3 separate regions of the Homo sapiens genome follow, and all the other regions are linked to region 2. Evidence: chromatin loops called from intact Hi-C (ENCODE). Cell type or tissue: PC-9. All regions are shown on one strand.

Region 1 (5,000 bases), 360 kb before region 2:
GTCTCTGAGGTCATTCAGGGAAAAGAAGAAAGTCCGGCACAATTCTACGAGAGACTGTGTGAGGCCTATCGTATGTATACTCCCTTTGATCCCGATAGCCCTGAAAATCACTGCGTGATTCACATGGCTTTAGTCCGTCAAAGCGCAGAAGACATGAGAAGAAAACTGCAGAAGCAGGCTGGGCTTGCAGGGATGAATCCACCACAATTACTAGAAATAGCTAGCCAGGTGTTTGTAAACAGGAATGCAGTAAGCCCTAAGGAAAACGGCAAAGAGAATGGAGGTCAGGCCCGGTGACACGCCGACCTGTTTGTCAGCTGCAGCAATCAGAGGGGCCCCCTCAAAGAGGCAAGGGAAGGGGGGCCCTGGGAAAGAAACTCAGCTTGGCTGTCAGAGTTTGCAGCGTAACCAGTGTGCTTATTGTAAAGAAATAGGACAGTGGAAGAACAAATGCCCTGAGCTCAAAAGAAAACAAGGTGACTCAGAGCAGGAGGCCCCGGACAAGGAGGAAGGGGCCCTGCTCAACCTGGCAGAAGGGTTCTTGGACTGAGGGAGACCGGGCTTAAGCGGCCCCAAAGAGCCTCTGGTCAAAATGACAGTTGGGGGTGGATACATTGACTTTTTTATAGATAGCGGTGCTGAACATTTGCTAGTAACCGCCCCGGTCGCCCCCTTATCCAAAAAGACTATTGACGTCATCGGACCCACTAGGGTTTCAGCAAAGCAAGCTTTCTGCTTGTCTCGGGCTTGTACTGTAGGAGGACATAGAGTCATTCATCAGTTTTGGTACATGCCTGACTGTCCCTTGACCTTTTTGGGAAGGAACTTGCTCAGCAAGCTGAGAGCCACTATCTCTTTGACAGAGCACAGCTCTTTGCTGCTAAAGGGAGTCATTATGACCCTTATGGTCCCCCCAGAGGAGGAATGGAGACTTTTCTTAACTGAGCCGGGCCAAGAGAGAAGACCAGCTCTGGCTAAAAGGTGGCCAAGAGCACGGGCAGAAGACAACCCTCCGGGATTGGCCAGTTAAGACTGGGGCCCAGCCGGTGAGGCAAAAACAGGACCCAGTCCCCAGAGAAGCCCTTCAAGGTATCCAGGTCCGTCTCAAGCACCTAAGAACTTTTGGAATTATTGTTCCTTGTCAGTCTCCATGGAACACTCCCTTCCTGCCTGTTCCCAAGCCACCGACCAAGGACTACCGGCAGGTACAGGATTTGTGCTTGCTTCATCAAGCTACACTGACTTTCCATCCAACAGTACCTAACCCGTCCACATTGTTGGGGTTGCTGCCAGCTGAGGACAGCTGGTTCACTTTCTTGGACCTGAAAGACGCTTTCTTTCCTATCAGATTAGCCCCTGAGAGCCAGAAGCTGTTTGCCTTTCAGTGGGAAGATCCGGAGTCAGGTGTCACTACTCAGTACACTTGGACCGGGCTTCCCCAAGGGTTCAAGAACTCCCCCACCATCTTCGGGGAGGCGTGGGCTCGAGACCTCCAGAAGTTTCCCAGCAGAGACCTAGGCTGCGTGTTGCTCCAGTAGGTTGATGATCTTCTGCTGGGACACCCCACGGCAGTCGGGTGTGCCAAGGGAACTGATGCCCTACACCGGCACCTGGAGGACTGTGGGTAGAAGGTGTCCAAGAAGAAAGCTCAGATCTGCCGACAGCAGGTACGTTCCTTGGGATTGACTATCTTACAGGGGTCGGAACGCAGCCTGGGATCAGAATGAAAGCAGGTTATTTGCAAGCTAGGGGAACCTAAGAGCAGAAGGCAGGTGAGAGGATTCTTAGGAGCTGTGGGGTTTTGTAGACGGTGGATCCCAAACTTTGCAGTATTAGCCAAGCCTTTGTATGAGGTCACCAAGGGGGTGGGGACCGGGAACCTTTGGAATGAGGATCCCAACAACAGCAAGGCTTTCATGAGTTAAAGGAAAAACTTATGTCAGCCCCAGCCCTGGGGCTACCCGATCTGACAAAGCCTTTTCCATTGTATGCATCAGAGAGAGAAAAGATGGCAGCTGGACTTTGAACCCAAACTGTGGGGCCCAGGCCAAGGCTGGGGGCCTACCTCTCTCAACAACTAGACGGGGATTCTAAAGGATGGCCCCCCTGTTGGAGGGCCTTGGCAGCAACTGCCCTGCGAGTACAAGAAGCAAATAAGCTGACTCTTGGGCAAAACCTGAACAGAAAGGCCTCCCGTGCTGTGGTGACTTTAATGAATACTAAAGGACATCATTGGCTAACGAATGCCACACTCACCAAGTACCAGACTTTGCTCTGTGAAAATCCCCATATAACCATTGAAGTTTGTAACACCCTACACCCCGCCACGTTGCTCCCGGTATCAGAGCCCTGTCGAGCCTGATTATGTAGAAATGTTGGACTCAGTTGCCTCTAGCAGACCTGACCTCTGGGACCAGCCTTGGGCATCAGTAGACTGGGAACTATACGTGGATGGGAGCAGCTTCTTCAACCCCCAAGGAGAGAGAGGTGCAGGGTATGCAGTGATAACCCTGGACACTGTTGTTGAAGCCAGATCTTTGCCCCAGGCCACTTCAGCCCAGAAAGCTGAACTCATTGCTTTAATTCGGGCCTTAGAACTCAGTGAGGGTGAGACTGTCAACATTTACACTGATTCTCCGTATGCCTTTTGAACCCTTCAAGTGCATGGAGCGTGATAGAAAGAAAAGGGCCTATTGAACTCTGGGGGAAAAGACAGAAAATATCAACAAGAAATCTTGCAATGATTAGAAGCAGTGTGGAAACCCCACAAGGTGGCAGTTATGCATTGCAGAGGACACCAGCGAGCTTCCACCTTGCTGGGTTTGGGGAATTCCTGCGCTGACTCAGAGGCTCAAAAAGCAGCATCTGCCCCCTTCCAGGCATCAGTACTCCCTCAAGCACCTGATCTTGGACCTACTTATTCTAAAGAAGAAAAGGACTTTGTCCAGGTAGAGGGAAGGACAAGTGATGGAGGAAGGATGAATTCGGTTACCAGATGGGAGAGTAGCTGTGCCACAGCTGCGAGGAGCTGCAGTTGTACTGGCTGTGCAAGAAACCAGCCATCGAGGTCAGGAGTCACTGGAAAAGTTGTTAGGCTGGTATTTCTCCATCTCGCCTTTGTCAGCCCTTGCCAAAACGGTGAGGCAGTGGTGTGTTACCTGCCAACAGCATGACGCGAGGCAACGTCCAGCCGTTCCGCCCGGCATACGAGCTTATGGAGCAGCCCCCTTTGAAGGTCTCCAGCTGGACTTCACAGAGATGCCAAAGTGTGGAGGTAACAAGTATTCACTAGTTCTTGGGCGCACCTACTCTGGGTGGGTGTAGGCTTATCCAACACTAACTGAGAAAGCTCGTGAAGTAACCCCTGTGCTTCTTCGAGATCTGATTCCTAGATTTCGGCCGCCCTTACGGATTGGCTCAGACAAGGGGCCTGCGTATTTGGCTGCCTTCGTACAGAAGACAGCAAAGGTATTGGGGATCACACGAAAACTGCATGCCGCCTCCCGGCCTCAGCATTCCGGAAAGGTGGAGCGGATGAATTGGACTATCAAAAATAGTACTATTGTCTTCCCCGCTGTATATTTAAAACAACACCGCAAGGGGCGTCAAACCACCTGCTAAATTTGAGGGAATGTTATCCTCTCCCCCCCTCCCCCGGCCCCGGATATTAGAGACAATAACAAAGCGGTGATGTATGCCCACTGCTTTATTGGGAGTAATATCATCCTCTCCCTTCCTGGATATTAGGAACAATATCACACTGTGCGTGTACGCCTGTCGCGAAATTCAATGGAATGTCATCCTGCGCCTCCCTGGATATGACGAACAATATCACAGGGGATGTACCACTTCTGAGATTTTGGGAGTGACATCATCCTCTTCCCTCTGGAAGTTAGGGACAATATCACAAGGGTAGTGTACACCCTCTGGGATGTTGGGACTAATATCATCCTCCCGCCCACTGGATATTAAAAACCATATCACAAGAGGCATGTACACACACTTCGATATTGGTATGAATACCATCCTCTCCCTCTTTGGATATTCTGTGCCATATATCAGGTGGGGCATACACCACCTGCAATATTGGAAGTAATATGAGTTTCTCCACCCCTGGATATCAGAAACAATATCACAGGGGGTTGTGAACAACCCCTGCGATATTTGGAGTAATATCATCGTCTCCCCTCACGATTATTAAGAACAATATCGTAGGGGTGGGGGATGTACACCCCCTTTCATATTTGATATCATCCTCTTTCCCCCTGGGTATTAGGAGCAATATCAGGAAGGGATGCACAGACCCTGTGACCCTTGCTGTCATAGAATTGTCTCTCCCTTAGATATTAGGAAAAAATGTCACTGGGGATGTGAACAGCCCTGCGATATTGAGAGTAGTATCATCCTCTCCCCCGTTGCATATTGGAAACAACATCACCAGTGGGGTGTACTGCCTCTGTGATATTGGGAGTGAAATTTTCCTCTTTTCCCCTGGACATTAGGAAGGGTATCAGAGGCGGATGGTGTACATTCCCTGCGATATTCAACATAACCTTATTCTCTCCCTCCCTGGGTATTCAGAACAATATTACAGGAGGGGTGTTTACCCTCTGCGATATTGAGAGTCGTATCATCCTCTTTCGCTCTGGATATTAGGAACAATATCACACGGTTGTGTACCCCCCCTGTGATATTGGGAGTCGTATAATCCTCTCCCCACCTGGATACTGGCAAAGATACCACAGCGCGGGTATACATTTGCTACCCTTTTGGGAGTAATATCATTCTTTTCCTTTTGGGATATTAGGAAGAATATCACAGGGGTGCTGTACAATTACTTTGACATTGGGAGTAATATCATCCTCTATTTTCCTGGACATTGCACACAAAAACACAAAAGGGTGTACAACCCCTGCGATATTGGGAGTAATATCATCCTCTCTCCCTGTGGATATTAGGAAGAGGATCACAGGGCTGTGGAAACCCCCGGCGGTACTGGG
Region 2 (5,000 bases):
TTATTTTTATTTGATTTTCTTCTATTACTAATTATTTTAAGCATCTTTTAATATGCTTGTGAACTTTTTCTGGGATTTTTCTCTATAAATTACTGTTCATACCCTTTGTCCATTTTTGTTTTCTTGGACTTTTTGTCCTTGTTGACTGGCATGAAGTTTCTTGTATATTTTATTTTATTTATTTTCTGAGACAGGGTCTCACTCTGTCACCCAAGCTGGAGTGCAGTGGTGCAAACACAGCTCACTGCAGCCTCGAACTCCCAGGCTGAAGTGATCCTTGTGCCTCTGCCCCCCAGGTAGTTGGGACTACAGGCACTCGCCTACCATGCCCAGCTAATTTTTTTTTTTTTTTTAGTAGAGACAGGGTTTTGCCATGTTGCTGGTCTTGAACTCCTGGGCTCAAAAGATTTGCCCATTTTAGCCTTCCAAAGTGCTGGGATTACAGGTGTGAGCCACTGCTCCCAGCCCCTTGTATATTTTATTTTATTTATTTATTTATTTATTTATTTATTTTGAAGCAGAGTTTTGCTCTGTCGCCCAGGCTGGAGTTCAGTGGCATGATCTTGGCTCACTTCAACCTCTGCCTTCCCGGTTCAAGTGTGTCTCCTGCCTCAGCCTCCTGAGTAGCTGGGATTACAGGCGCCCACCACCATGCCTGGCTAATTTTTGTACTTTTAGTAGAGATGGGGTTTCACCATGTTGGCCAGGCTGGTCTCGAACTCCTGACTCAGGTGATCCCCCTGCCTCAGCCTGCCAAAGTGCTGGGATGACTTGTGAGCCACGACGGCTGGACACCTTTGTATATTTTAGATGCTGATTTCTCCTTGATTTTGAACATTGTAAATTTCTCTCCCATTTGTTACTTCTGTTATTAGGTCTGTTGTGTCTAATATGAATGTGTCTAAGTTGGGCTTCCTTGAATAGATAACCTTGATTTTGCATAATCAAACTCACCACATTTTTGGTCTTATAGTTTTGTGTAGGGTCCAGCCCTACAGGGCCTGTGGGTTTTTCTCTTCGTGTGCGGAGATGAGAGATCGTAGAAATAAAGACACAAGACGGCTGGGCGCGGTGGCTCATGCCTGTAATCCCAGCACCTTGGGAGGCTGAGATGGGCAGATCACGAGGTCAGGAGATCGAGACCATCCTGGCTAACATGGTGAAACCCCGTCTCTACTAAAAATACAAAAAAAAAATAGCCGGGCGTGGTGGCAGGCGCCTGTAGTCCCAGCTACTCGGGAGGCTGAGGCAGGAGAATGGTGTGAACCTGGGAGGCGGAGCTTGCAGTGAGACGAGATTGTGCCACTGCACTCCAGCCTGGGTGACAGAGCCAGACTGTCTCAAAAAAAAAAAAAAGAAAGAAAGACACAAGACAAAGAGATAGAAGAAAAGACAGCTGGGCCCGGGGGACCACTACCACCAAGACGCGGAGACCAGTAGTGGCCCCGAATGCCTGGCCGTGCTGTTATTTATTGTGTACAAGGCAAAGGGGCAGGGTATGGAGTGAGAGTCATCTCCAATGATAGGTAAGGTCATGTGAGTCACGTGTCCGCCAGACAGGGGGCCCTTCCCTATTTGGTAGCTGAGGCGGAGAGAAAGAGGGGACAGCTTACGTAATTATTTCTTCTATGCATTTTAAAGACTTTAGTACTTTCACTAATTCTGCTGCTGCTATCTAGAAGGTGGAGCCGAGTGCACAGGGCAGAACATGAATGCGGACCAGGAGCGTGACCACTGAAGCACAGCATCACAGGGACAGCGTTAGGCCTCTGGGTGGCTGCGGGCGGGCAAGCAGTGGTGGAGCAGAGTCTTCTTTAACTCCACCAGGAAAGGGAGACTCCCTTTCCCGGTCTGCTAAGCAACGGGTGCCTTCCCAGGCACTGGCGTTACCAGTAGACCAGGGAGCCCTCTAGTGGCCCTGTCCAGGCATAACGGAGGGCTCACACTCTTGTCTTTTGGTCACTTCTCACCGTGTCCCTTCAGCTCCTATCTCTGTATGGCCTGGTTTCTCCTAGGTTATAATTGTAGGACAAAGATTATTATAATATTGGAATAAACAGTAATGCTACAAACTAATTATTAATAATATTCATATACATATCTATAATCTATTTCTAGTATAACTATTCTTATTCTATGTATTTTCTTTATTATATTGGAACAGCTTGTGCCCTCGGTCTCTTGCCTTGGCATCTGGGTGGCTTGCCGCCCACAGTTTTGGCTTTTGAAATTTTAAGCTCTTCCCTGCTTCTAGGTCAAAAGATATTCTCCTACTTTATTTTTATTTATTTATTTATTTATTTTTTATTATTATTATTTTGAGACGGGGTCTTGCTCTGTCACCCAGGCTGGAGTGCAATGGCGCGATCTCAGCTCACTGCAACCTCCACCTCCCGGGTTCAAGCGATTCTGCTGCCTCAGCCTCCCGAGTAGCTGGGATTACAGGCACACACCACCACGCCTGGCTGATTTTTGTATTTTTAGTAGAGAGGGGGTTTCACCACGTTGGCCAGACTGGTCTCGAACTCCTGAGCTCGTGATCCACCCACCTCAGCCTCCCAAAGTGCTAGGATTACAGGCGTGAGCCACCACCCCCAGCCTATTTTTATTTTTGTTTATTTATTTATTTTTTTGAGACAGAGTCTCGCTCTGTGGCCCAGGATGGAGTGTAGTGGCGCAATCTTGGCTCGGTGCAACCTCCGCCTCCCCGAGCTCAGGCGAGGCGATTCTCCTGCCTCAGCCTCCTGAGTAGCTGGGATTACAGGTGCACACCAACATGCCTACCACATTTTTGTATTTTTTTGTAGAAACAGGGTTTACCATGTTGGCTAAGCTGATCTTGAGCTCCCGACCTCAGATGATTCGCCTGCCTCAGCCTCCCAAAGTGCTGGGATTATAGGCATGAGCCACCATGCCTGGCCTGCTCTATATGTTTTTTGGTTTTTTGGGTTTTTTTGAGACAGAGTCTTGCTCTGTCACCCAGGCTGGAGTGCAGTGGCGCAATCTCAGCTCACTACAACCTCCGCCTCCCAGTCTAAGCGATTCTCCTACTTCAGCCTCCTGAGTAGCTGGGACTGAGGGTACATGCCACCACGCCCAGCTAATTTTTGTATTTTTAGTAGAGAGGGGGTTTCACTATGTTGGCCAGACTGGTCTTGAACTCCCGATCTGAGGTGATCCAACCGCCTCGGCCTCCCACAGTGCTGGGATTACAGGCGTGAGCCGCCACGCCAGGCCTGCTCTGTGTGTTTTAATCTTCACAACAGCTCTATGAGGTAGATGCTATTTTTATCCCCATTTTACAAATGAGGAAACTGAGGCACAGAGAGGGTAAGTCACTTGAGAAAGGTCACTTAGCTGGTAAGTGGCAGAGCTGAGATTGGAGTCTGGCTACCCTATCCCTGGAGCCTGCCTTCCTGCCCACTTCTCTCTCTCTCTCTTTTTCTTTTCTTTTTTTTTTTTTTTGAGTTGGAGTCTCACTCTGTCTCCCAGGCTGGAGTGCAGTGACACGATCTCAGCTCACTGCAACCTCCACTTCCCAGGCTCAAGCAATTCTCCTGCCTCAGCCTCCCGAGTAGCTGGGATTACAGGTGTGCACCACCACACCTGACTAATTTTTATACTTTCAGTAGAGACGGCCTTTCACCATGTTGGCTGGGCTGGTCTCGAACTCCTGACCTCAAATGATCCACCTGCCTCGGCCTCTCAAAGTGCTGGGATTACAGGCGTGAGCCACTGTGCCCGGCCCCCACTTCTGTCTTTGAAGGGTAGGGATAGGGCATGAGGGCAGACGCTGTGGCTTGGAAGTGCCGTCTTGTCTACCCCCACTCTGTGCATCATGGTAAGCCCGTGAGTATTGAGCCTCACATTCCTGCACCTTCCCCCAGGAACATCGACACCCTCATCGTTGACGTCTACCCTGTGCTGGACACCCCTGCCAAGCAGGTCCTGTGGCAGTTCATCTACCAGCTGCTGACCTATGAGGAGCAGGAGCTCTGTCAGGAGAAAATCGCATGCTTCCTGGGCTACACGGCCATGACAGGTAAGCGTCCTCTCCCCTGCCACTTCCCTGCCTGCAGCTGCTGACTGTCCAGCTCACCAGGTGAACAGACAGACACCTGTTCTCACATGTGAAGGTGTTTGTTTGCTTGTTTGTTTGTTTTGAAATGGAGTCTCACTCTTGTGCCCCAGGCTGGAGTGCAATGGCACGATCTTGGCTCACTGCAACCTCCGCCTCCCAAGTTCAAGCGATTCTCCTGCGTCAGCCTCCCGAGTAGCTGGGACTAAAGGCGCATGTCACTACGCCCAGCTATTCTTTTGTGTTTTTAGTAGAGAAGAGGTTTCACCATGTTAACCATGATGGTCTCTATCTCCTGACCTCATGATCCACCCACCTCGGCCTCCCAAAGCACTGGGATTACAGGTGTGAGCCACCACGCCCAGCCTTTTTTTTTTTTTTTTTTTTTTTTGAGACGGAGTCTTGCTCTGTCGCCCAGGCTGGAGTGTCGTGGTGCCATCATGGCTCACCGCAGCCTCAACCTCCTGGGCTCAAGTGATCCTCCCACTCCGGCCTCCCAAAGCACAGGGATTACAGGTGTGAGCCACTGCATCTGGCCTCACCTATGAGGTCTTACAGCCGATTTGGGCCCCTCCCACATAGAAGTGTCCACAGCCATGCACGTACACACCCAATACACCAGGGCTAGGCCCACACGTGGCCCCACGGACGCGCCTTCCCAGCGTGACCTTTATGCAGCATATACAACATAACCTGAGACTTTAGACACTGCACCTAACCACCTGCAGTCTCAGTTTTTGCACCCACAAAATGGAAGTGGTCTCAGTGGCTGCGCTCTGTACTCTGAGAAGTGGAACTTGTGAGAAGGAACTCGTGTAAGGCTGGACGTGGTGGCTCACACCTATAATCCCAGCATTTTAGGAGACTGAGGTGGAAGCATCACTTGAGCTCAGGAGCTCAAGATTAGCCTGGGCAACATAGC
Region 3 (5,000 bases), 120 kb before region 2:
AGCAGTTGCTTTAAAATCCACACTTTAATAGCCAGGAAGCTCTGAGCATTCACACAGGCTCACCCAAGTCAAAGGCTGGGACACACAGGCATCCAGAAGCCACCTCTGTCCCGAAGGTCACACGTGCCCCCTGACTGGCTCCAGCCCCCTTTCTAGTTTCAGAATCACTAACCCCCAAAGACTCAAGTCACAGAACTACGCCTGGGAGCGCCACCCCAACCTCCAGCCTCTCCCAGAAGCCAACCTTCTCAGTGTCCACAGCTCTTTGGCGTGTGAAGATGCCCAAAGTGTCGAAATCCACGTGCTGCGTGTTATGCTAGCCACCTCCAGGAGGACACGGCCCTGCCCAGCACTCAGGGCGCTGGGTACACGCAGCAACGGTTTCCCAACTGCCACCCACTTGAGGCCCAGAGGAGGGCTTTTCTCTTTCAAGCCTCAGGCCGCAGATTCAGGCTGGGCCTAGGTGCCATGCCAAGCTCAGTAGAGCTGTCTCCTGCCTGGCCACCACCTGAAGCAGCAACTTTAAACTCCCAGAGCCAGGCCGCCATATATGAGGACACAACAGAAGAACACTTCACAGCTTTGGAATAAAGTGGCTGCATGTTCATCTCATCTCAGGCCGTGTGTGTGTTATTCCCCATCCCCAGAACTCTCTTCCCCTTTTCCTGGGTGGTCTTCTGAGGCAGCCCCCTGGGCCCCAGTGGGTGACACAGTTCCCTGTAATTCTTCCCTCACAGCACTCACCACATCTTAAAAATACACTTATGAGACTGTCTTATCATCTCTCTCCCTGAGTACAGCCAGCTCCTGGGCGGCAGAAGCTCCCTTTGCTCATGTCTGAATACCCCTCACACCAGCACTTAAGAAGCATTCAAATACTTACTAAAAGAATGTCTAAAGTCGCCAGCCAATGTGATGGACACAGGATTTTTCAAACTCAGCATTTTGGCCCTACTGTCCTGTTCCAGAACAGACTGACCACTGCTGGGGGTAGGGGGTTGGGGGGACCCTTGGAATTGGAACTCACCCCAGAAGCAGTGGAGAGTCTCTGCCTCCAAAGACGACACTGAGTTCTTTCTCCCAAGAAGTCCACCCACGGATGACCAGAGAAGGTGGAGGACCAGCTCCTACAGAGGTCAGAAGCACAGCCAGACATCGTCCCCAACCCAAGATTCAGAACATAATGGTTTGAAAAACGGACCTCAGCAGTCCGGGCAGAGTTTAGATTCCAGCAACTCCCCCTGGGTTATCTCTGCCTCCCCCAGGCCTGCACTCTTGCCCTCTTCTTGCCAGCCTGCCAGTCCACTGTAAACACTGCTCACTTCTCCCTCGGCATCCAACTCTGGGTCAGAGGCCACAGGGGGTCTCATCAGCATCAATCCCAAACCAGAGGCCACAGGGAGCTTCACCAACGTCATCCCAAACCCTCATTTCTCAAACTCCCCACCTCAGGTGATCCACCCGCCTCGACCTCACAAAGTGCTGGGATTACAGGCGTGAGCCACCTCACCCGGCCCCAAACCCTCATTTCTACTAGGGCCCTGCACTCTAGGATACGGTGCTGCAGCCAACATTTAGAATGGGAGGTGACAAGGTATCTCCCAAGAGGAGAAGGGAGCGAGGCAAGGGCAGGAAGAAGAGGCAAAGCTTGAAAGTTGATAGAAACTCCTCACAAAAGCTCCAAAGCCAGGGAAACCCAACTCAGAGAGCGGGAGATGTGGGGGTGTGCTTGTGTCTAGCCCCCTTCATTCCCTCTGGGTGGCCCCCGCTGCCCTCAGAGCCCTTCGGGTCTTCATGCCCTCCTGAAGGACTTCCTTCCCCGACCACCACAGTCCTCACTGTCTGTCCTCGGATTCTGGATCCCCCTACTTTCCTGGGTTTGCTCCTGGTGCAGGTTATTTCCACGGGGGCCATCTCAGGTTCCCCAGGGTAGCCCCCTCACCACCCCACCCGGCCCCCAGACCTGCCCACACTTGTTGAACCAAACCAAGCACCGAGGTCTCCCCACACAAGCAGAGCTGGGGGCCTGATCCTCCTGGTACCTGCACTTCCTCTTGCCCATCGGGTCCTCGACCAAAGCCCAGCCCCTTTCCTACCTCTGCTGCCACGCGGGACAGCCCAGACCCCATCCAATCCCAGGGATGGGTGTCCCTACCTACCTGCCGGCAGCAGAAGACAGCCGAGCAGCCCACCGGGGCTCCTTCTGCAGATGAGGGAAAGCCCGGATAAGGCCCCCAAGGTCACAAAGCGGGCTCCTGGGGCGACGGGCCGAGCGCCTCCCGCCCCCCAGGGGGCGTCCGGAGCCGCCTCCTCCTGCAGAGACCTAGACGATGACAGCCCCTCCTGGATGGGTGTGTCCTGGGGGCGGCCGCGGCCCAGCCCCTGCCGCTGCGGCCGAGAAGGCGTGGGCGGGCACCCCGAGGTGTCACGCGTGGCCTCCCGGGCCTGCCCCCTCCGCCTCCTGCCCGGACCGGCCCCGGGGGTCGGCAACGCGCAGGCCCGGACGGGGGTCCGGGAGGCGGGGGCGCTGCCGCGGAAGTCCCTACCCGCGTTCCGCTCCGACTCTGCAGGCCCCGGCCCCGCCGCCTCCCCGCGGCCTCCCCGCGCCGGGCGTCGAGGGCCAGCCCGGCCCCGCCGCCGCCGCCGCCCCCGAGCGCAAGCCCGGCCCGCCCGCACCTGCCGCCCGCGCCGCCGCCCACCGGCCCCGCGAGACCCACTCACCGCGCGGGCCGGGCTGGCCGAGCCACGGGCCGGACACCGGGGCCGGGGCCTGCGGGCCGGCGGCGGACCCCGCGCTACACAAAGTGACGGCCCGGGAGCTGCGCGACGGCGGCGCGTGGGCACCGGAAGTACCGCCGGCCGGCCCCGCCCCGCCCGCGCCCGCGGGGGGAGGAACTTCCGGTCACGCGGGGGCAGCGGCGCGGAGCGGGGAAGCGCGGGTTGCGGGGGTTTGCCCAGCTGGGCCTCGGGCCGGGGCGAGGACGGGGCATGCGGGGAGGGGACGGGAGCGCCCTCGACACTCGTGGGGCGCCCACAACCTCGCCCCGCTCCTGGACACCCTGGCCAGGTCTCGGAGGTGACCCCGAGGTCCCGCCGCTGCGACCACCGCCTTCCCCGAACCCCAGCCCGGCCTCGTTCATCGGGGCGCCCGCTGAGGACCAGGCCCCGCGCTGGGCCCCCTCCGCCAGTCCACGGAGCCTGCCCGGGACCCCAGGATGGTGGAGGGAGGAGGCGACCCCTGTGGTGGGGAGGGGGCCAGGTGTCCACGCCTCCACCAGATCCCCGGGCCCGCGCGGGGTGAACGTCTTGTGGGTGGGGAGGGAGGAGGGACGGGCGGGGTGAACGTCTTATGGGTGGACTGTGGCGGTTGAGTGCAGGAGGAGACTGGGGTTGTGGAGCCCGCACTTGGAGGGACATGGGGTCACGGGCAGGGAAGCGATGTCCAGGCAGAGGGCATGGCCAGTGTGGGGGCAGAAGTGACAGGCGACCCCAGGAACCCAGGGAGGGGTCGGTGAGCTCAGCGGCCACCCCCAGACCCCCACCCACAAGCCTGTCTGCACCTGCTCCCAAGAGGTGCAGCTGGGGTGTCAGGATGAGCTCTGGCATTGGTGGAGTCCAGGGTCTGTCTTCCGCCTGGAATGGTGTGGCCTGGGCCCCTTCCCCAGCTCCCAGCCCGCCTGCACCACTGTTCTTGGTGCTTTTCTGTGGGGACCCCAGGCCTGACTGGGCAAGAGATAGAGGAGGACTCGGCCAGGCACGGTGTCTGTAATCCTAGCACTTTGGGAGGTCTTGGCGGGCGGATCACGAGGTCAGGAGTTCGAGACTAGCTTGGCTAACATGGTGGGTGAAACCCCATCTCTACTAAAAATACAAAAATTAGCCGGCCGTGGTAGCGCACCCCTGTAGTCCCAGCTGCTTGGGAGGCTGAGGCAGGAGAATCGTTTGAAGCCGGGAGGCAGAGGGTGCAGTGAGCCGAGATCACACCACTGCACGCCAGCCTGGGCGACAAGGTGAGACTCTGTCTCAAAATAATAATAAGATAGAGGAGGACTCAAACCTTAGTCCCACAGAGGGGTGCAGCCCCAACCCCTTGAATCAGACCCTCACAGTGATGTCGCTTGGCTCTTGGTGTCTTAAAATGTCTTAAAGTTAATAACATTTTAAAATAAGGAGTCCCATTCTTGTTTAAAAAATAAAATTGAAAAATCAGGTTCTAATGCGGGGTCTCACACCTATAAATTAAGCACTCTGGGGGGCCGAGGCGGGTCACACCTGTAATCCCAGCACTTTGGGAAAACAAGGTGGGAGGATTGCTTGAGCCCAGGAGGTTGAGGCTGCAGTGAGCTATGATAGCACCACTCCACTCCAGCCTGGGCAACAGATTGAAACCCTGTCTCTAATAATAAATAAAATCTGAAAAATCAGAAGTTCTGGCAACACAAGGCCCCTGGTTTGCAGGGCACCAGCCAGTAGGGCCTGAGAAGTAACCAGCTTCTGTGGGTGGGACTGAGCGTGGCCATGGTCCTCAGTGCCCACCACTCCCTGTCCCTTTCCTCCAGGCCCACATCTGAATGACACTGCCTGACTCTCCTGTGGGTATCTTTTAGAACCCCTAATCCCTAGATTAGACCCTTCCCCACCCTACCTGATCCGTCAGGTTCAGTAGGAAGGTGCAATTGCCCCCAGGCACTCCCAGGAAGGGCTCTGACTGTAGGACAATTAACAATTGACCAAAAGCAGTGTCACCAGGTGATGTGGTTTGGCTGTGTCCCCACTGAAATCTCGTCTTGAATTGTAGTTCTCATGATCCCCACATGTTGTGGAAGGGACCCGGTGGGAGGTAATTAAATCATGGGGGCAGTTCGCCTCATGCTGTTCTCATGTTAGTGAGTTCTCATGAGATCTGATGGTTTTGTAAGGGGCTTTTCCCCTTTGCTCCACACTTCTCCTTCCTGCCATCATGTGAAGAAGGAAGTGTTTGCTTCCCCTTCCACCATGAT

What was found. Hi-C counts contacts between places; a loop is a spot of excess contacts. Peaks named below come from ENCODE experiments on the same cell type or tissue, not always from the same donor. Only the 100,000 strongest peaks of a DNase experiment are listed, where the experiment ranks them.
Region 1: it touches region 2 in a loop (6-fold over the local background); 8 of 110 quality-filtered maps call a loop at or near these places.
Region 3: it touches region 2 in a loop (5-fold over the local background); 3 of 110 quality-filtered maps call a loop at or near these places.

What each region holds. Positions count from the first base shown.
Region 1 is chr7:6,869,773-6,874,772 of GRCh38, reverse strand. No RefSeq gene overlaps it. Among named protein-coding and RNA genes, the nearest start is that of CCZ1B, 46 kb to the right of the region's middle. In PC-9, CTCF peaks have their summits at 2,592 and 2,791 (motif pointing right); a DNase peak (open chromatin) is centred at 3,122; H3K4me3 peaks cover 1,104 bases; H3K27ac peaks cover 1,581 bases.
Region 2 is chr7:6,513,417-6,518,416 of GRCh38, reverse strand. It overlaps GRID2IP (Grid2 interacting protein), which reads left to right. Exons shown (of 22, transcript NM_001145118.2): 8 at 3,888-4,042. LOC101927325 (a long non-coding RNA gene) reads right to left here. Exons shown (of 5, transcript XR_007060200.1): 5 at 1,382-2,011. Among named protein-coding and RNA genes, the nearest start is that of KDELR2, 32 kb to the right of the region's middle. In PC-9, CTCF peaks have their summits at 1,690 and 1,897 (motif pointing left); a DNase peak (open chromatin) is centred at 1,886.
Region 3 is chr7:6,635,169-6,640,168 of GRCh38, reverse strand. ZNF316 (zinc finger protein 316) reads right to left here and starts at 2,851. Exons shown (of 9, transcript NM_001278559.2): 1 at 2,722-2,851; 2 at 2,160-2,323; 3 at 1,028-1,127. RefSeq lists an enhancer at 1,972-2,021 and silencers at 2,082-2,511, 2,752-3,171. In PC-9, CTCF peaks have their summits at 2,053 and 2,253 (motif pointing right); no DNase peak of the experiment used is centred here; H3K4me3 peaks cover 2,390 bases.